Linked DNA regions of Homo sapiens: region 1 is linked to region 2. A link is a contact called in ENCODE Hi-C or POLR2A ChIA-PET data. All regions are on one chromosome and are shown on one strand. The core of a region is the stretch at or near the end of the contact, and the rest is flanking DNA. Distances in the headings are between cores, read along the strand shown. Region 1 has its middle 130 kb from the start of TLE1. Region 2 has its middle 170 kb from the start of TLE1.

What was found. Hi-C counts contacts between places; a loop is a spot of excess contacts on that map. ChIA-PET counts read pairs that join two places held with the same protein, here RNA polymerase II (POLR2A). Pooled maps may share reads with other maps.
Region 1: a loop to region 2 is called in a map of endothelial cell of umbilical vein, with 3 times the contacts of the local background. The contact joins two enhancer-like sites. A Hi-C loop is called at or near these places in 7 of 168 maps with a recorded cell type or tissue (Calu3, HepG2, PC-9 and 4 more) and 3 of 50 pooled maps. POLR2A ChIA-PET finds 5 or more read pairs at or near these places in 4 of 52 experiments (AG04449, AG04450, BJ and 1 more).

The regions. Positions count from the first base shown.
Region 1 is chr9:81,560,874-81,564,277 of GRCh38, reverse strand. No RefSeq gene overlaps it. Among named protein-coding and RNA genes, the nearest start is that of TLE1, 130 kb to the left of the region's middle. Within about 2 kb of position 1,362, at least 10 of the 41 ENCODE cell types and tissues checked have a DNase peak (open chromatin) inside an H3K27ac peak, as active enhancers do.
Region 2 is chr9:81,521,168-81,524,958 of GRCh38, reverse strand. No RefSeq gene overlaps it. Among named protein-coding and RNA genes, the nearest start is that of TLE1, 170 kb to the left of the region's middle. RefSeq lists an enhancer at 597-1,796. Within about 2 kb of position 1,523, at least 3 of the 41 ENCODE cell types and tissues checked have a DNase peak (open chromatin) inside an H3K27ac peak, as active enhancers do.

The DNA.
Region 1 (3,404 bases), core at 113-2,612, 39 kb before region 2:
TGGATTGCTTCCTTTTGGGGAAGCCAGTTGCCATTTTGTGAGGTCACTCAAGCAGCCATCAGTGGAGAGGAACTCAAGCCTTTGCTTGACTTTAGCCTGCCAATATCTGGCTGCAACCTCATCAGAGACCCCAAGCCAAGCCAGAACTGCCAGCCACATGTGTCCTGAATTCCTGATCCACAGAAACCATGAGAAATAATAAATGAGTATTGTCACTTTAAGCCATTAAGTTTTTTGGTGGTTTGTTATGCAGCATTAGGTATTCACAGAAATGCCTATATTCAGTTGAAAAGGATGCTCGAACTAGAAAATGAATTCCTGCATGTCACTTCATATTTGACTTCAACATGAATCCACATAATACCCATCAGCCTATCGAGAAGTATTTGTTGAGCAAATGCCATGTGGCAAACACTGTGCTAAGCTGGAAATACAGAGCTACACAAGGTATGGCCCCTGCTCTCAAGCAGCTCTTGATGTCATTTCTAAGACAAGACAATAGCTATTTGGGAGATAAATATGACTGTTGAAAAGTTAACAACATAAAATAGAAATTTAAGGGATGGTGATTTCAGAGGAAGGTAAGAGACCTTAGGGTTCGGTTAGCATAAAACATTTTTATTGTAGAGATGGGCATGGACCTACACGAAAACACAGATCTAGAATATTTGCAGTTCTCAAACTTTAGAATGCATCAGAACACCTGGAGAGCTTAAAAGTCAGATTTCTGGACCCTATTCCCAGAGTTTCTGATTCAGTTGGACTGGAGTGGAGGTCTAAGAATTTGCATTTGTAACAAGCTCCCAGATGTACTGATGATGCTGGTGTAAGGGCTACCCTTTGAGAAACCACATACCTCTAGATGCCTGCCACTCAGCGTGGTTCACACACCAGCAGCAGAAATGTCTCCTGGAACCTTGTTAGAAATGTAGACTCTCAGACCCCCACCTTATGCCTACTAAATCAGATTCTGCAAGTTAACAAGGTCCCCAGGTGTCTCACATACACAGGGAAGCTTGAGAAATCCTGCTGCAGAGGGTAGATGGGTTATGCTCCCTTTAGCAAGCTGGGCAAGAGCTGGATTTGCTGGGCACATCTGAGGTCAGGTATGACTTGTGTGTATGTGAGAATTTTTCTCGATGGTCACCCCGTTTGGGTTTCATTGATTTTCTCAGGCAGACCTTTTTTTGTTTTGTTTTGTAACTCATTGATTTTTGCGGCAGACTGAGTCCTCCTCATCAGTTCTCTGCAGGTAATTTCAATTCATTTTGATTCACTTCCTCACCGCCTTGGCATTTCTCCACCCGCACTTGGCAGTACCACTAATTGTGCTTGCCCGTGAGTGACTGGATATGACACAACTGTGGAAAACTGCAAAAGGTCAAGGGGTTACTGCCTTGTGCAAAAGCAGAGAGGCCTGCATGCCTTTTGGAAAGCCAGGAAATTTGAACCAGGGCCAGGCACAGGAGCCCCGTGATGTTCATGCTTTTCACCAAGTAAGAAGCAGGTGACAAAATGAACATGGCTGTGGCAATGCTTTGAACACAGCTGAAAAATTCTATGCTTGCTCAAGGCGAATGGGCTGTTTTCCACTGGTGATTATGAGATAGATATGGTGACATCAACTGCTCTAATGTTCAGCCCAAGGAATTTTATCTTATGTCTTTTGTGCTCACATGAAGGCCAAGCCACTCCCAGGGACAGAGGAGGCCATTGTGTCTGCTCTGTCATGTCAGGACACAGGGAAAGCCCCATTCCTCACATCTCCCTGTCTAAAAATTTCCTTGCTTTCTTCTCTGTTTTGTGGGTTTTCAAATTTTATCCCGTCAATTGAAATCACACGTTAGCCACGCTCTTCTGGGAGTAACAAGCTGCTAATGTTCCCCCTTTCATTCAACTGCCATTCAGCAAACATTCTCTGTCTTTGGACAGACAAAGACGATTAAGACAATGCCTTTTTTCAAGGGGGAGGAAACACGCTTACTTTCAAAAACTGCAAATCAGTGTGCTATGTATTGTATAAATACTGCTAAATTTATACAATCATTCAGTTCTCTTAGGCAGAGGTTCCCAAACTTTCTCTGTTCACGGTACCCAGTGATGTTTTCATGGCACTCCAAACCTAAAGAAAATATCTACAGTTCTGCTTTTTTTTTTTTTTTTTTTTTTTTTTTGAGACAGAGAGACAGAGTCTTGCTCTGTCTCCCAGGCTGGAGTGCAGTGGTATGATCTCAGCTCACTGCAACCTCTGCCTCTTGGGTTCAAGCAATTCTCCTCCTTCAGCCTCCTGAGTAACTGGGACTACAGGTGCACACCACCACGCCCAGCTAATTTTTGTATTTTTAGTAGAGACAGGGTTTCACCATGTTGGCCAGGCTGGTATTGAACTCCTGGCCTCAAGTGATCCTCCCCTCTCGACCTCCCAAAGTGCTGGGATTATAGGCGTGAGCCACCATGCCTGGCCCAGTTCTGCTTATTAAGTAATTAGGGTAAAACAACTTAATAGTACCTGCGCCCTATATATTACTTAGTAAACATTTAAATAAATACACATAAATCGGAAGAAAAAAAATTTTTTAGATGACCACACTTACTAATGAGATTGTGTACGCTAGTTGAGAACACTACGGCTTCTCAAATTATGGAAGCACCACCAACCCTCACTTTCTGTTTCATATTGAATTTTGTGACCTCATGTTAAAACTGAACTAGTTGAGGCTAGCAGTTTGTACAGTGTCTGGCAGTTGTTAAGTACCTCTGTGTTTCTCTTGAGAATTTAAAATATCTCATGGTATCTCTATGAGTTTGCTGGGGAACCACAGGGAACCATGAGGTCTTATGTAAATACTGAAAAAATAGGCAACTCGAAAAATCCTGGAGCCGTGTATTAGTCCATTTTCATGCTGCTGATAAAGACATACCTGAGACTGGGCAATTTACAAAAGAAAGAGGTTTAGTGGGACTCACAGTTCCACGTGGCTGGGGAAGCCTTACAGTCACGGCGGAATACAAGGAGGGGCAAGTCCTCTCTTACATGGATGGCAGCAGGCAAAGAGAGAATGAGGAAGACGCAAAAGTGGAAACCCCTGATAAAACCATCAGATCTCGTGAGACCTACTCACTACCATGAGAACAGTAAGGGAGAAACTGCCCCCATGATTCAATTACCTCCCACCGGGTCCCTCCCACAACACGTGGGAATTATGGGAGTATAATTCAAGATGAGATGTGGGTGGGGACACGGAGCCAAACCACATCAAGTGCATATTGCTCAGTCTCCTCAAGGACTCAAATTTATTAAAGTGCATTCCAATGAACAAATGTTAAAAATGAGGTCCATTTTTTTTCTGATGTTATTTAGATTCATTATCCCATTATCTAATTCATTTTTTTAACCCATTTTA
Region 2 (3,791 bases), core at 274-2,773:
GAGTTTGGTCATATAATTGTCTTTGGTCAATGGAATGTGAAGAACAGGTGACAAATGCCACATACAATCAGAAGCTTTAAGAGAAATTGCATAGATCAGCCATTGTTCTCTTCCCTCTGCCACGAGACTTAAGCCTGCTTCTTTAGTTTAGATCCCTGTGTTAGTTTGCTAAGGCTGTTAGAATACCACAGACTGGGTGGCTTAATCAACAGAAATTTATTTCTCACAATTTCTGGAGGCTACAAGTCAGAGATCACAATGTCTGCAGAGCTGGTTCATTCTGAGAGCCACGAGGGAAGGATCTGTTCCAGGCGTCTCTCCTTGGCTTATAGATGACTGTCTTCTCCTGTCTTCACACTGCACATGTCTGTGTCCTAATTTCCTCTTATAAGGTCACCAGTTATATTGGATTAGGACCCACTCTAATGACATCATTTTGAAATTAATTACCTTTTAAAAGACCCCATCTCCAAATATAGTTATATTCGGAGCTACTACGTATTAGGACATCAATGTATGAATTTTTGGAGTGACAAATTTAGCCCATAACAATTCCCAAATGGGAGAAAATGTGGAATAGAGTTTCAGCCAACCCACAGACAACTTGTGAAGAGAGTGAGAAAAATATGTTGTAAGCCTCTGTTATTTTGGACTTTGTTGCCACAGCATAACCTAGCATAAGATAACCAATGCAGTCCTTTAAAGGGAAGAACACATTCTTCTGCACCTCTTTCTCCTTCGTGCTGCTTGGGATATGGACAACCTTGACACTCTTAGCCAGTTGGACCATGAGGTTTATGCTAAAGATTGCTGACTATGATGACTATGAAACTGCCACACCTACCATGGGTGAGCTACCTCTGGACTTTTTCTGGGACAAAGAAACTTCTATCTAATTTAATATAGGAAAGAAAATGATGACAATGCTTCCTTAATTAGAACTGTGCTTCAAGGAGCTCCGACTGGGCAAAGGGAAAGAGAGAACCCCAAACAGGTAAAGAAATTGTAAAGAGAGGGTAAAGCACACCCCCGTGTTGTAAATGCATATTTTTCTATAAATGATATTTCCACTTTTTTTTTTGAGACAGAGTTCTGCTCTTGTTGCCTGGGCTGGAGTGCAATGGCACGATCTCGGCTCACCGCAACCTCTGCCTCCCGGGTTCAAGCAATTCTCCTGTCTCAGCCTCCCGAGTAGCTGGGATTACAGGCATGCGCCACCACACCTGGCTAATTTTGTATTTTTAGTAGAGACGCGGTTTCTCCATGTTGGTCAGGCTGGTCTCAAACTCCCGACCTCAGGTGATCCGCCCGCCTCGGCCTCCCAAAGTGCTGGGATTACAGGCGTGAGCCACCGCACCCGGCCGATATTTCCACATCTTAAAAAAAATCTTGTAAATGAGATTGGTGAGTAATCTCAGCAAACATGGAGTATGTTAAAAGATCAGATATGGGTAAATGCCATTTTACCTACCATTCCAGTTTTCAAAAGGAGGAAGGGAGATTCTGCAAACTGTTGAACTGTGAGCTTTATTTCCGGGAGTTCCAAGAAGAGGAATTGGTTGGGTCATCATTACAGTAACCTCATTTCCTTCTTTGACAGATATATTGGACTATGGAGCCAGGGGAAATGCAGCAGTGTGTACTTTTGAACCAAAGCAAGTCATTTGAAAGGGCTTTCAAAATGTCTTCATAGATCAATTAGAAAACTATCCGTTTATAGATCAAAAAGGTGTACGAAGAGTAGTTTCTGTTGGACAACCAGAACGTAGTTTCTATCTCTATCTACTGTCATGGTGTCAGCTTCAACGTAAGGATTGGCTCCCTCTTGTGGTTAAGAGATGGCTTCATTGCTACTTGTTTCAAATATGGAGAGAGGATTCCTTCTGGATCTTCCTTCTCTGTGGTCAAAAAGCTTCAGTCCCAGATTGTGACAAAAGAAAGTCCCCAAAAGACAAACAAAAAAACCTTTTTCTCATATTTAATTGACTTGCAATTGAATCAGGAGTCCATCCCTGAACCAATTATTCTGCCCAGGGAGAGGAATGCTCTGCTTACCTTGGGGCTGACTAGCTAGGGGCGGAGCTTGGCTTTCCCCAAAACACATTGACTTCATGGGCTGGGAGGGTGTGCTTACGTATGGATGTGGATGTCTAAAGAGAGCTGACGAGTTAACAAAACAGGGAGTGGATTTTTTTGGTGGCCAAATATAATATTCACTGTTCTTGGAAGATTTTGAGACTGAGATTCTTTAATGATATAATGCAGAAGTTTAAATTTTGATGAGCTCATGATAGATTTATCAGGATTCCATTAACCACAAAATATCCTCCAGTTAATCAGATGAGTGAACCCAAGGGGCCGAATTGTTTATCATTATTTATCTTGTGGCAGAGACATGTGGGCCAAAAATGGACTTTGGCTTAATTATAATCAAAGTTAACACTCTACTACCTAATTATAGTGGACAAATATGTTTATCTTCTTTAGAACATTAGAGAAGGAGTATGTTCTCAGAATGGATAAGAACGACAGTCATTCTTTTTTTAATTACAGGAGAGCCCATATCTAGTTTATCTGAAGATTTGTTTCAAGTTGCGGGCAGGACATGGTGGCTCATACCTGTAATCCCAGCACTTTGGGAGGCCAAGGTGTGAGGACTGCTTGAGTTCAAGGGTTCAAGATCAGCCTGAGCAACACAGTGAGTCCTCATCTATGCTAAAAGTCAAAAGAATTAGCCAGGAGTGGTGGAGTGTGTCTGTAGTTCCAGCTGCTCAGGAGGCTGAGGCCATAGTATCACTTGACCCCAGGATATTGAGGTTGCAGCAAGCTATGATTGCTCCTTTGCTCTCCAGCCTGGGTGAAGAGTGAGACTCCGTCTCTAAATAAATAAATAGGCCAGGTGTGGTGACTCATGCCTGTAATCCCAGCACTCTGGGAGGCCGAGGTGGGTGGATCACTTGAGGTCAAGAGTTCGAGACCAGATTGGCTAACATAGGTAAAACTGAAAATACAAAAATTATTATTATTATTATTATTATTTTATTTTCTCTACTGAAAATACAAAAACTAGCCAGGCATGGTGGTGCGTGCCTATAATCCCAGCTACTTGGGAGGCTGAGGCAGGAAAATTGGCTGAGCCTGAGAGGTAGAAGTTGCAGTGAGTGGAGATTGTGCCACTGCACTCCAGCCTAGGAGACAGAGTGAGAACCTGTATCAAATAAAATTAGATAAAATGAATAAGTAAATAAATCAAAAAAGATTTGTATTAAATTGTGCTGGTATAAATTAAAAAGGAATTTGCTAGAATGCAGTCCTTTTTAAAATGCCATCTGAAATAGTAGTTTGGAATACTTAAACTTCAGTGTTATCCTCAGGGTGATATTCTTAAAAAGTCTCTCAAAAGATCCTTAAGCGTCTTGGATCATTTTATTGAGATCAGACAGATTTTACTTAAAAATGCTTAGAGTTATTCAATAGCTGTTGCTGTTTTTAATGAGATCCTCTGTTCATTGATGCAGAGTGTATCAAGGGTCAATGGTAAAAAGTTCATCTGAAACTACTTTGTTCCTTATGCTGACTATCTAATTGAGAAATCAATGTGTACAATGTATTGAAGAAAAAGAGACCACAGAGTTTAGGTTGATATTTGGTGAAATGACAGATCTGTAATTTTGGGGATGTTGAGAGAAGTCCTTGTAGATAAATCATCCTTTAGGGTGTGTTGCACGAGATCTAAACCTAAGAACTTAAAGAAGTTTTGAAAACCCTGTCATTCACAGGGTTTAATGAGT